Linked DNA regions of Mus musculus: region 1 is linked to region 2. The links are chromatin contacts, found by Hi-C or POLR2A ChIA-PET in ENCODE. All regions are on one chromosome and are shown on one strand. The core of a region is the stretch at or near the end of the contact, and the rest is flanking DNA. Distances in the headings are between cores, read along the strand shown.

What was found. A loop is a pair of places that touch in the nucleus more often than their neighbours do. ChIA-PET counts read pairs that join two places held with the same protein, here RNA polymerase II (POLR2A).
Region 1: a loop to region 2 is called in a map of regulatory T cell, with 1.9 times the contacts of the local background. The contact joins the promoter of Amhr2 here to the promoter of Sp7 in region 2. A Hi-C loop is called at or near these places in 5 of 37 maps with a recorded cell type or tissue (T-helper 1 cell, T-helper 17 cell, mouse trophoblast stem cell and 1 more). POLR2A ChIA-PET finds 5 or more read pairs at or near these places in 3 of 5 experiments (Patski and embryonic stem cell).

Annotation. Positions count from the first base shown.
Region 1 is chr15:102,443,816-102,447,276 of GRCm38, forward strand. Amhr2 (anti-Mullerian hormone type 2 receptor) reads left to right here and starts at 1,552. Exons shown (of 11, transcript NM_144547.2): 1 at 1,552-1,707; 2 at 1,990-2,172; 3 at 2,449-2,640; 4 at 2,893-2,964; 5 at 3,185-3,297; 6 at 3,416-3,461. The coding sequence starts at 1,659.
Region 2 is chr15:102,364,504-102,367,996 of GRCm38, forward strand. It overlaps Sp7 (Sp7 transcription factor 7), which reads right to left and starts at 1,830. Exons shown (of 2, transcript NM_130458.4): 1 at 1,711-1,830. The coding sequence starts at 1,731.

The sequences.
Region 1 (3,461 bases), core at 302-2,801, 79 kb after region 2:
ATTATAGATGGTTGTGAGCCAAACATGTGGTTGCTGGGAATTGAACCTCTAGAAGAGCAGTCAGTGCTCTTAACCACTGAGCCATCTCTCCAGCCCCTTTACCTTTTGTTTTGTTTTGTTTTTTCGAGACAGGGTTTCTCTGTGTAGCCCTGGCTGTTCTGGAACTCACTTTGTAGACCAGGCTGGCCTCGAACTCAGAAATCTGCCTGCCTCTGCCTCCTGAGTGCTAGGATTAAAGGTGTGTGCCACCATGCCCGGCTCCTTTTTTTTTTTTAAGCTAGTTTTGAGTTGTTGTTGTTATTGTTTTAAAGATTTATTTATTTATTATACGTGAGTAACACTGTAGCTGTTTTCAGACACCCCAGAAGAGGGAGTCAGATCTCATTACTGATGATTGTGAGCTATCATGTGGTTGCTGGAATTTGAACTCACGACCTTCAGAAGAGCAGTCAGTGCTCTTAACTGCTGAGCCATCTCTCCATCCCAAGTTGGTTTTTTTTTTGTTGTTGTTGTTTTGTTTTTGAGGTTTTTAGTTCTTGAGACAAGAGTCTCACTATGTAGCTCTGGCTGTCCAGGAACTATGTAGACCAGGCTGGCCTCACACTCACAGAGATCTGCCTTCCTCTGCCTCTTGAGTGCTGGAATTCTAACCACTTCCAACATTTTTCTCTTTCTAAAGGTTTATTTATTTTGGATGTCTGGAGAGATGGCTCAGCCGTTAGGAGTTGTTAGGTGCACGTGCTGTTATTTTATTTGCTTGGGTGTTTGACTGCATGTATGTCTGCACACCATATGCATGCCCGGTACCCATGGGAGCCAGAAGAGGATGTCAAATCTTTTGGAACTGGAGTTGTGAGCTGCCATGTGAGTGAACCAAACCTGGTTCTTCCACAAGAGTTCCAAGTGCTTTTGATCACAGCACCATCTCACCAGGCCTACTCTGAAAATTTTCATATCCTTTCTGATTTTTTGAGTTTGAAAAATGAGATCAGCTGGGCGGTGGTGGCGCACGCCTTTAATCCCAGCATTTGGGAGGCAGAGGCAGGCAGATTTCTGAGTTCGAGGCCAGCCTGGTCTACAGAGTGAGTTCCAGTACAGCCAGGACTACACAGAGAAACCCTGTCTTGAAAAAAAAAAAAAAAAAAAAAAAAAAGAAAAGAAAAAAAAATGAGATCAACTTTAGTTGATCTGTGAGTCTTCTCTGTTCAGGATGCTACAGATCTGAGTTCTCCATCCATGGGAACCATCTTGGACAGAGCTGAGCGCCCTAAATGTTTGACATCTTTCTGAAAAAGGGCAGAAGGTCCAGCACCTTCTTCCAAGGTCAGTAGGGGTAGAGATTTCGTAGTCAATTATCACAGGGTTCTCAGCTGGACAGCCAAGGTCCCTTCCTCCCCTCTCCGAGGAGAAAAAGAGGAGGTAGCTGAAGAAAAGATTGATTCTCTGCTCCTCCCTTTCTCTGCCTGTTTCCCTCACACCCACCTCTCCCCCACAGCAGCCTTCTCCCCCACAGAGACCGGGATAGGACAGAGCGGGGCGGAGTTGGGGATTGAAGGCTTGGAAGCCCCACAGTGCCCTGTATTTGTAGGAAGCCTTGGCTGAGGTAGCTGTGCTGGTTTTTGCTGGTTTATGCTGTCCAGCTGGCATCCTTTTGCAGGATGCTGGGGACACTGGGGCTTTGGACACTGCTTCCTGCGGCAGCACAAGGTAAGAGTCTACAGAGCGGGGCGGGGTCTTTACACCACTCAGTAAGGGAAAAGGTGTACTTGAAGCAGCAGCCACCCACTTGAAGGAGGCCAGTGGGTTGGATGAGTGAATAGGAAAGGCAGAGCCACATGTCCCCATGGCGGGGTTCAGAACTCAGGCCTCTGCTGAGCCAGAGTCCTGTGCTTCTGCTGTACTGACCTGGGATCTGGACATCATGTTTTGTCTATCTTTGGCTGTTATTTGTCCTTGCCTTGACTCCCCTTTCTTCACCTTGGACTTCAGTATCCCCAAACAGGAGGACCTGTGTGTTCTTTGAGGCTCCTGGAGTGCGGGGAAGCACAAAGACACTGGGGGAAATGGTAGATGCAGGACCAGGCCCCCCCAAGGGTATCCGCTGCCTCTACAGCCATTGCTGCTTTGGGATCTGGAATCTTACCCATGGCCGGGCACAAGTGGAGATGCAAGGTGAATGACCAAGTACACGGTGGACAAGAGCTAGGGCAGGGGAGAGACTAGGGCAGGGGAGAGTATAGGGCACGGGAGAGTCTAGGATAGGGGAGAATCTAGGGTAGAGGTGTGTCTAGGTTAAGGGAGGCAGCCAAAAGAAAGGGGAGAAGTGGAATGTGTAGAGGGAAGACAGGCATGTCAGATGCCTTTGATAGAGAAGGGATTTGTTCTCTGTCCCCAAACTTCATTGAACTCTCTCTCCTTTTCCTCCTTCCCCTAATCCCACCCCTTCAGGATGCCGAGACAGTGATGAGCCAGGCTGTGAGTCCCTCCACTGTGACCCAGTCCCCAGAGCCCACCCGAACCCCAGCTCCACACTCTTCACGTGTTCCTGTGGCACTGACTTCTGCAATGCCAATTACAGCCATCTGCCTCCTTCGGGAAACCAAGGGGCTCCTGGCCCCCAGGAGCCCCAGGCTACCCCAGGTAGTTGCCTTCCCCAGGGTACTAGAGCCCACAGTGGGCAGAAGCATAGGTCAGAGTGAGAACCGGGCCAGTTCTCACCCCACCCCACCCCCGCCCAAACTTTCCCTCCTCTTGGCCTTGGGAAGTTGGTTGCCCTGGTGACTGGGTGATAAGGGGGCTTGTGACCAGCATGGGGGTGGTTTGGAAAGCAATCTCTTTGAAGAGGGGAGAGGTTCAGTGCTCACCCACACGCCTTCTTCCCTTGCTGTCCAGGTGGGCCCGTCTGGATGGCACTGCTGCTCCTGGGAATGTTTCTCGTGTTGTTGCTGAGTAGCATCATCTTGGGTACTAATCTCTCCCATCCCTCCCTCCCTTTCCCCGCCCCCCCCCCCCCCATGAGAGCAAGGCACTTCCCCAAAGGTTGAAGCCTCCTCCAGGCTCTGCTGATCCCCCATTTTCTTTTGAAGCTCCACATTTCCTTGCAAGATGCCCTCTTCCCACATAGCTCCCTTGTCTGTCTCGGTCCAGTGCACCCTACCTACCCTAAGGCTCTTCTCTACTTCAGCCCTGCTACAACGAAAGGCCTGCAGAGTGCAAGGTGGGTCAGACCCAGAGCCCGGCTCAGGCGGAGACTGCAGTGAGGAACTGCCAGAGCTGGCCGAGCTGCGTTTCTCCCAGGTGCTCCATCGGTGGGAGGAGGGTGGGCTTCTGTGGCACTCCTGGAGGTTCTGCTGGGGAGGAAGCCTGGCCCTGGCGCTAGCTCTGAGGCCCACACTCAACGCAGCCTCTCTACTAGGTAATCCAGGAAGGAGGTCATGCAGTCGTCTGGGCCGGGAGGCTTC
Region 2 (3,493 bases), core at 580-3,079:
AGCGCAACATAGTCTGTTGAGTAAAAATAATTAATAATAATAACAACAGTAATAGTAATGATGATGATGATAAAGGTTCAGCAGCTTCCCAGGAAAGTCTGCCCACTTGAATTTAATTCCCAGAATCCAAGGTGGAATTAGAAAACTGATTCCCAAACGTTTTCCTCTGGCCCACACACAGGAGCAGTGGCACACATGTGCCCATGGTCATACATTTACATAATAATAAATAAATTTAGAGTCTGATGGGGAAAGGGGCATGATAACAATCTGCAAACAATGCAGCTGAAAGTAGATCAATATTCCTGGGTTATCTGGTTATAGAGCATGTCCACCCACTGGCTTGTATGGCACTTCCTCAAACTCAGTCATCAAGTCCTTATCTCATAGCCTTACAGACACCATTTCTCATCTGGACTAAGTACTAAGATGATCCAGCTTGTGTGTGTGCATGCGCTCTTGTGCATATGTACATGCAGGTACACATACACACACACTCTCTCCTTCAGGTTGAACTAGTCAGCTTTCTGATGAGTCAATCAGCAAAGACTAGTCACTCCTGGGACCTGAGTGAGGGCACCCAGAACAGAGATTTTGTTGGTTTGTTTTTGAGACCGGGTTTCTCAATGTAGCTCTGGCTATCCTGGAATTCTCTATGTAGATCAGGCTGGCCTCAAGCTCACCTGCTTCTGCTCTGCCTCCCAAGTGTTGGGATTAAAGATTTGTGCCGCTACACTGGACTGAGATAAGGCCCCAAGAATAGGGACAATTTGAGGCTACCGGAGGGCACTGACATCCAAGGGGTATCATCTCACCCCTGATTCCTTCAGAGATACCCTGAAGGCAGCCTAGAGATGGTGACACGGAAACATTATGAGACGTGGAAGAACTCAGGCTCTGAGTGGCTTGAGTCCTTCCTTCCAACTCTGTGCCTTGGGTCCCCCAGGAGCCCCGACAAAGTACATGGCTTCTAAGACCCCAAACTCACACGGTACCCTGGTTATTTCATCTTCAGAAACAGGGAGGCAAGGGAAAGCTGCTGGGGTCCCAGCCTGGAGGGGAAGTGGCCCAGTCCTCCCTGGAGCCTCCCACTCCCAAAATAGAGTTTAGTTTGTCTTTGGCTGAAAGCTAAATATTTGTGAGCCGGGCAAGCGGCCTCAGACCCTGTCCCTCCTCCTTGCTTCCCCCTCAGTCCTGGGCTCAGTTCCCCTGGCCAGCCCCCCACATGCAGGACTGCCCTCCTCCTCTCCCACACACCAGCTAACAGACCAGGCTCTTTCCTCAACACAGACCTGACCAGATCTTGCTTAATGTGGGAGCCCTAGACATGGTACACCCCCAACCCAAAGAATAGTAGCTGAAGTCTTCTCCGTCCTCACTCAGACACCATCCGCTGTCAGCCTACCTGTTTTCCCTGCCCATCTCTTCTCCTTCCTGTCTCCAATGCCTTTTCACTTCCCACAGCCAGTGGCTTAGCTGACCTTCGTGGTCCTGGCTTTCTTCTTTGACTGCCCTCTGACCCCTGGCTATGTTCCCCTTCCTTGCTTGTACCCTCTGCTTGCCCCTCCCAGGACCCTACTCCTCTTCATGAGGAGGACCCTGGAAGTGACTAGCATTGCAGCTCCTGTCGATGTGAGCCGAGGGGGTGGGGTAGGCATGGATTAGGACCAGGAAGATTGTAGCTGGTTTCTTAAGGAAGGGAACAGTTACCTCAAGCAGAGAGGACGCCATCCTCGAGCTGGGGACCGGGTCCCAAGGAGTCAGGCAGATGGAGAGAACCGAGGAGCCAGTGGGAGAGGGAGAAGGGAGAGGGAGGGAGAATGGGAGAATGGGAGAGAAGAGATCTAAAGTTAGAAGGGACTGGGGGGTGGGGGTGGGGGGGCTGCTCTCTGTCTGTAGGGATCCACCCTCTAATTACAGCTTTCCCAGCGGAGAAGACTCCGGATCCAATGAGGAAGGCGAGAGAGGGAGGCAGAGGGTCCAAATTTCCTGCTCCATTTGCTGAGCTCCCCAAAGAAGGGATCTGGGAGGGAGAGAAGAAAAGGGGGTGCCCAGGGGACGGGTGGGAAACAGGAATATGGGCAAGTTGTCAGAGCTTCCTTGGGGGTGCTATGGGGAAAGGTGAAAAGGGCTGGTAGACCCGGGAGTCCTACATACCCCAGGAATCCAATAGGCATCTGTGGGCAGTCCCCCAGAACTGCCCAGTGTCTGTACCTGGGTAGGCTAGGGTTGGCTGTCCCGTCTCCTCTCAAGAGGTCTGGCTTGAAGATTACTGGCAATGGGTGGCCTGAGGGCGCTGGGAGGGATCTGCTCCTCTCTCAGGCCAGCTCACTCTTGTTCCCACTCAGATCCAATCCTACAATCCTACTCTTGACTCGGAGTCCTTGCTGCTACTCAGCGGCGCGGCAGCTTCTGTTGCTGCTGCTGCTGCTGCTGCTGCTGCTGCTGCTGCTGCTGCTGCTGCTACCACCGAGGCTGCCGCCGCTGCTGCCGCGCTGCTGAGGAAAGGAACAGGAGGGAAAAGGAACAAACCCCAAACCACTAATTAGAGATCTGGGGGGGGGGATGGGGGATTGGGGACGACACTCACACAGAAAGACTGGAACACACTGACATACACACTCATGAGCAAACACGGAGATGATGCATGCACACGTACTCTCTGCTACCCACATGGGGACTGTCACTATGATGAATGAACACAGACAAACTCATACAATGAACATGATCACACAATGGGGGCACCTACACTACCACCTACCTCCCCCCAAGCTGGTGATGGAGACTTATTGTTCATTTAGCCACCACTAGTTCAGGGTGGCAGTGTGCGTGTGTGTGTGTGTGTGTGTGTGTGTGTGTGTGTGTGTGTGTGCATTTGTGTCTGCATCTGTGTGAATGTGGATGTATGCATGTGTATTTGTGTGTGTGCATGCACATGTATGTGTATGTATGTGTGTATGTGCATGTGTGAGAGTGTGTATATTATGTATGTGTGTGCATGTGTGAGTGTGCATTTGTGTGTACGTGTATGCGTGTATATGTGTATGTGTGTGCATATATGTGAATGTATGTATATGTATGTGTGTTCGTGTATGTGTGTGTGCCTGTGTATATATGTGTATGTGTGTGCCTATGTATATATGTATGTGTGTATGTGTGAGTGTGCATTTGTGTGTATGTGTATGCATGCATGTATCTGTGTGTGCATATGTGTGAGTGTGTATATGTATGTGTAAGTGTGTGTATATGTATGTATGTGTGTGCATGTGTGTGTGCCTGTGTGGATATGTGAATGTGTGTGCCTGAGTGTATATGATGTGTATGGATGTGTGTATGTGTATGCATGTGTATATATATGTATGTTAGGTATGTGTGTGTGCATGTGTGTGTGTATATGTATGTATATATGTGTGTGCATATATGTGTTTGTGCCTGTGTATGTGTGTGCATGCATGATCATGTATTTGTGTGTATGTATGTGCGTGTGTATGTG